Linked DNA regions of Mus musculus: region 2 is linked to region 1. A link is a contact called in ENCODE Hi-C or POLR2A ChIA-PET data. All regions are on one chromosome and are shown on one strand. Each heading gives the region's core, a stretch centred on a gene start or an enhancer-like site at or near the end of the contact. The rest is flanking DNA. Distances are from core to core; before and after follow the strand shown. Region 1 overlaps Itga2 (integrin alpha 2). Region 2 holds the start of Itga2 (integrin alpha 2).

What was found. Hi-C counts contacts between places; a loop is a spot of excess contacts on that map. ChIA-PET counts read pairs that join two places held with the same protein, here RNA polymerase II (POLR2A).
Region 2: a map of heart shows a loop between it and region 1 (2.9-fold over the local background). The contact joins the promoter of Itga2 here to the enhancer-like site in region 1. A Hi-C loop is called at or near these places in 5 of 37 maps with a recorded cell type or tissue (all heart). POLR2A ChIA-PET finds 5 or more read pairs at or near these places in 1 of 5 experiments (Patski).

Annotation. Positions count from the first base shown.
Region 1 is chr13:114,895,419-114,898,462 of GRCm38, reverse strand. All of the region lies in intron 2 of Itga2 (integrin alpha 2), which reads left to right. Among named protein-coding and RNA genes, the nearest start is that of Gm34845, 27 kb to the left of the region's middle. Within about 2 kb of position 1,571, at least 2 of the 3 ENCODE cell types and tissues checked have a DNase peak (open chromatin) inside an H3K27ac peak, as active enhancers do; they include heart, where a contact is called at or near this core.
Region 2 is chr13:114,930,507-114,933,550 of GRCm38, reverse strand. Itga2 (integrin alpha 2) reads left to right here and starts at 1,451. Exons shown (of 30, transcript NM_008396.3): 1 at 1,451-1,675. The coding sequence starts at 1,618.

The DNA of each region.
Region 1 (3,044 bases), core at 322-2,821:
TATAGTTCATAGGATATGTTGTTGATAGGCAGCAAGATTGGGTATGCTTCCAAAGGAATCTGTAACTATTTGGCGGGGAGGGGATGGAGAAATGCCTCCAAAGTTAAGAGTGCATACTGCTCTTGAAGAAGAGTTTTGTTTCCAGTACCCATATAAGATGATTATCAATGGCATATAATTTCGACTCCAGGGGTATCTGACACCTCCATTCATATACATATATTTGCACACAGATATAAACACATAGCTAAATACATCTTAAAAAATTTAAAAGAATAACCATTTGTTGAATGACTTAGTGAAAGGCCTACTTACAAGTGATTCACCACAGTTAGCCTATGAAGTTAACTATTTGAGACAACCTTGAGATGTAGGGGCTAATGCAGAGCTCCTCAGGAATGCCAGTTGTCTACTGGAAAGGCACAGCCTAGCAAATAACAGTGTGGCATTGAGTTCAAGGTGGGTGTTCTGTTTTGTACTCAGTTTCAACTTTTCTGAGGCAAAATATGTCTAAGAGAAAAAGCCGCCATCTATAATAGACTTTATTAGGGATGGTAAGGCTGTTTGGAGAGGAACACATCCACTGGCTATGTGGCAGTTGGACCTTGAATAAGACTAAAATAATAAAGAACTGACAGGGACAGAACAAGTAGGATCCTGGGAAAGAGAGTCATCCCCGTGGCTTCTCTCAGTATATACAAATTCAAGACACTGTTAAAAGGTATTTTTACAAGCAGATTACATTGATACTCTTGAGCTGATCTGATGACGTCAAAACCAGGGATATCAGATAATCAGATATCTAAATCCTGCCTTAGCCTTCCTATAACATTTCTTGTAAGCAGGAGACAACGGCTATTGGGAAACAAGGCTCTGCTCTATAATTGGCTAGGTTAGTGCCTTGGATACCAGTATGGACCTTTCTGGTAAGGTGCAGCTTTTAGCTAAGGATCTCACTTTTTTCCCTTTAACCAGTATCTAAACCCATCAGCCTGCACAGGCATACTGCAGCAGAGGGAGGAAAAGAGAGGATTCCTGTCTGTCTAAGGGGCTGAATCTAGGAAGGTAAAAAGCAGAAGGGAAGAGAGGACTGTGGGCTTGTCAGCCTGTCTGAATCCTCTCACTGTCTCAATCCTACCAAGAAAAGACATGGAACAGACTAAGCCATGGACAAAATTATCTAATCCACCATGGACTGGCCACTGTGCCTACGTGGGGTGCAGAAAATCCAGAGCATGGGCCCTGCCCTCTGGAGTGTGGAACAGTCTAGGAGGAAGATCTGCAGATTGGGAATGCTCAGATAAGAGGGCTCATTCAGTGCCAGGCCTTAAATCGCTGGTGCTTTTGTTGCTTCCCTGCCTCTACCGCTATTAACTCAACAGTAAGGGAACAACTTTCCTTTCCAAGGTCAGGGACAATAGTGATAGAAGATTTCCTCATGGCCTACGTCATTGGCCTGACCCAGTCAGTCTCCCAGGGGACAGCAAGCCAATGCTAGGCAGTCCTCGGTCAGTGGCCTTCACACCAAGGAGGAAAAATGAAGCGCGAGCCCTGGGCTCCAGAGCTGCCTGTTTGTTTTGACAATTGGCGCTGTGCCCTTCTCCACTTGTAATTTATGACAATTGCCCAGACGTTATGGAAGTAGCAGATGTGGGCAAACCGTTTCAACATTAACTTTCCTTCTGATACTAATGAAGTTAACTTTTGCTAGGAATTCCTTCAATAAATTGTGAGTGTTTGTTCTTGAGTCTGCACATCACACGCGCACGCACACGTGCACGCACGTACGCACGCACGCACACACGCACACACGCACGCACGCACGCACGCACGCACGCACGTCCTTTAGCTCATGGCTCTTTCACTGCTTATGCCGAAGCAGGTTTTGCCACCGTTTCCCTCCACTTAGTTGAACTTTCTTTATGATCTGTTTTACACGTGACTCCATCTCTTTTCTTCTAACACACTCAAGGTTCTAGTCCGAGTGCTCTTAAACTGTTATTTTAGAGTCCAGTTTGAGCTGTCCGGTGTGTCTTGCATTTCCAAGAATATAGGCATGTTTTACTTCCAGATCTACTAGATTTCAATGAAGCAATCTTGGCTATTTTAGTAGTTTTGTTTATTGGATTTTTTTTATTACACTCTAGACTCCTACTTTAATGATCTCATGACATCTCTTTATTACTTCTTGAGTTTTTCCCACTGTCTCCTATGAGCTGCATCCTTTCAAAAGCAAGGTGACCTCCAAGAAGAGCTGCCGTGCAGCCCTCTGGGTAAGAGTAACGTCTCCTCCTTCAGCGCAGCAGAGGCGAGCCAGCCTGCCTCCAGCCTGAATTTCCTACACCGGATGTTCAGTGTAGATGATGCAATCCTTATCACAAACAATCTGCAAGGGCCGGAGACATGTTTAAGATCATTTCCTGGAACTAGTTGTGATTTGCACTATTTCTTTGTGTAATCTGAAGGCTTGCCCCAAGAACAATCTGAGTTCATTCTATGACTCAGAAGCACTGTAACTAAAATCACTGGTTAGATGAAGACTAACTAAGAACGAGGAGTATTTCCAGTCATGGAAATGTATTTTCTTCTTTTGTCAAGGACTGGTACGTTTTACTTCCTTATAAAGAGAGAAGAACTATGAATGAATATAGCATCAGAGAGAAAATCTGCTGCATCTGATGTATGGGCACATTATTATTCTAATTTTTTGGTTAAGATAAATCTTATTAAAGGTCTTTATTTACTATAAGTGTGATAGCCCCCCCCCATAAATGTCTCTGTGGAAGAAATTTAAATAGAAAGGTCTATATAAGTGGGATTCAATTTTGTAACAGACATTAAACGGGTGTGTTATTGAATTTCCTATGCTTTAAATCGCTTTTTCCATCATCTGTTCTGGACATGAATCTGTGATACACACACACACACACACACACACACACACACACACACACACACATGCATACCACATTTGTGACTCATATTTGGAAGATGCCTGCTATTCTAGAGTGTTTGGAACATATCTTGGGAAATCATCCATGATC
Region 2 (3,044 bases), core at 202-2,701, 35 kb before region 1:
GGTGAGCTCCAACTTGGTACCGTCATGAGTCTAGCTGGTCATCCAGTCTAGCCTATTTGGCAAGATCCAATCCGGTGATAGACTATCGCAACACAAAAGGTGGATGGTTGTAGGGAATAACACTTAGGTTTGTCCCCTGGCGGGCATACATGTGTGTCTACACAAACACACACATCAGCACACATAAACCTGCACACATATGCACACACACAAAGAAGTAGAGGTTCCAGTTCTACCTACCGTTTTATAAATAGGTTTAAAGCGTTTGGCTTTTCCCAAGTGGCTACGTCTGTCCCACCTGGAAGTTGCTCGCTTGCTCTATGGACCTGGGGAGTCCCTTCTTGCTCAGAGGCCTGCTCCCAAGAGATTTTGAATGAGCAATAGCCATTAGACAAGCAATTCTTTATTTTACAAAACCTTTTGAGTGCTTCAGAAAGTAGGCACTGGAATAATTCTAGCCTCATCAATGGGCAGGAACCTGCGGCTGAGCTTCTACGGATATTGGGTTTAAAGACGATTAAAAGTGCATGTTCTATTTCTTGGATTCAAAAGTGAAAGACCCAGATGAATGCTGTCTTTCCAGAATCGGAAAGTTTGGGAAATGGCAAGGCACGAGCTCAGGAGGAGAGATTCTCAACCCGTGGGTTGCGACCCCCCTTCCATCGGTGTACCCTAAGATATTGGGAAACACAGATGTTACATAACAATTCAGAATCAGAGAAGTAGCAACGATAATAATTTTAAACGATAATAATGTTGAGGTCACCACAACATAAAGAACTGTGTTGAAGGGTCGCGGCACTAGAAAGGTTGAGACCCACTGCATTTGAGCCCCTGTCAACTCTTCTCACCTGTCCTGAAATAAATCAGGTAAACTCAGTGATCCAACTCCTCATCGTCTCAGAAATGAACAATCCCCACCCCCCTCTCTCTCCCTCACACCCCTCTGTGGTGCAAAAATAGTACCTCAGGGATAATCATAGCTTGAGAGCAGCTCTTTCTGATGACTTAGTGTCGAACCTGGTCATTCCGAGCTTATTTCTGTCCCTTTCTCCACCCACTCAGGAAAAGCAGAGAAGGGCACACACTGTTCAGGTCCCCTGGCTCTTCTTCTGAGTTATTGAGGGCTATGGCTTGATACAACTGCGTTGGGGGGTGGAGGGAACTGCCTAGGAGTTAGTTTCCTGTGGACAGAGGACGAAGAGATGTTGGTTGTGGGTGGATCCTGAGCTCTTGGGTCTGGTGAGCTAGAACAGTTTGGTACAGGTAGGAAAAAGCCACCGGGCTGGAGTCGCGTCCGCACTGTCTGTAAGATGCCGAGGGCTCCGTGGGCGTCCATGGATCTTGACTCCTTTTTCAGAGCGCTGGAGGAGCCACAGACGCTGAGGGGCTGGGCTCCGTGGGGCGTGGCAGGACAGATCCGGAGTTTGCCCAGGCTGGAGGGGCAGGCAGGGGCGGTTCCTAGCTCAGAAGCTGCAAGCAACTTTTCCTTGCTCTCATTCAGGCTGGAGAGAACTCCTCCGTACAGTTTCTGGAAAGTCTAGCCTCTGGGAGCCCTGGATCGAGGATACTGTGTGCACCCCCAGAGCACTTTAGATTCCCCAGCGCAGACCCAAGATGGGACCGGGACAGGCAGGGGGCGCGCTCCTGCTGCGGCTGCTAATGCTAGTTCAAGGTAAGTCTGAACTCCACTGCGCGTCCGCGTCCGAGGCTGGAGAGACCCGCTTTGGTCCTAGAAGACCAGGGAGGGATCGAGTGCTGCTCTGGAGCTGGCGATGTCTGCTCTGCATCTATGTGGACTCGGGATCCAGGCTTCGTGGAGCCACTTGAACAAACAGGACAGACAGACAGACACAGACACACAGACACACACACACACACACACACACACACACACACACACACACACCCCACATCCTCATTAAGACGTGTTTCACCCGATCAAGCATCCTTCAAAGTCATCTTTCTAAGAGGTTTGGGTTTAGAGATGTTCTCACACCCACAGATTTGGAGCGTTTGTGGGTGGCCAGCAGACCACGCATCCAGCCTCCCAGCTTCCCGCGGATCCCCAGCAGGTGCTGAACTAGCTCTGAACCAGGAACCGGGGATCCAGCTCTGGGCTGCAGCATGCAGCTCTCAAAGGGTGGCTTTGCAGGAAACTTTGATGTGTATTTTTCACCCCGCGCGCACAATGCCCCCTATTCTTATTTCAGGAAGGAGCACTGGTGTTTCTTTCCATAGGAGGAAGAAAAGCCAATCAACTAGGCAGAGGGGGCACTCTTCCTTCCCTCCTGCCTTCCTTTTATTGTTGTAATGTCCTTCAAAGAAAGTAAATTTAGGCTGGTTCTCTCCACTCTCTTGATCCACAAGGCAAGGGGATTAGCTGAGACTGGTGCCAGGCTGCCTGACCTGACTTCCTTTGCATTAAGTAAGGAAGGAGAGTGGGGAAGGCAGGCTGCTGAGAGGCTCAGGAGAACTTTCTCTCCACCTTTATCCACAGCCTGGTCATGCCCAAGATGAAGGATTTTAAGGTAGTTGAGGGGAGATGGGAGGGGACGGTGTGTGTGTGGGGGGGATTGCATTAAACAGCTAACAAAATAGCAAAGTGGTCACTGGATGTCACTTAATTTTTACAAAGAAGGAAAGTATTCCTTTTTTTTTTTTTTTTTTTTCTAGACAGGGTTTCTCTGTCTAGCCCTGGTTGTCCTGGAACTCACTTTGTAGACCAGGCTGGCCTCGAACTCAGAAATCCGCCTGCCTTTGCCCCCCAAGTGCTGGGATTAAAGGTGTGCGCCACCACGCCCCAGCAGAAAGCATTCCTTAATCTGTGCTTCTCTGAGGTTCATCTTTCTTTAAGGTTGAGGAAAACTAGTCCAGGTTCGCCTTGTGGAATTTTTTGTCTGTTGGAGAAGAGAGAAATATGTCCCTATCCCGATTCTGTCGCAGACACAGAGCACTGCTAATTGTTGGGACGCTAACCTGTGCCCCCATGCCTCACACATGTTCTGCCCTAGAGAAACACAGTTGATCTGAGGGGCCATCGG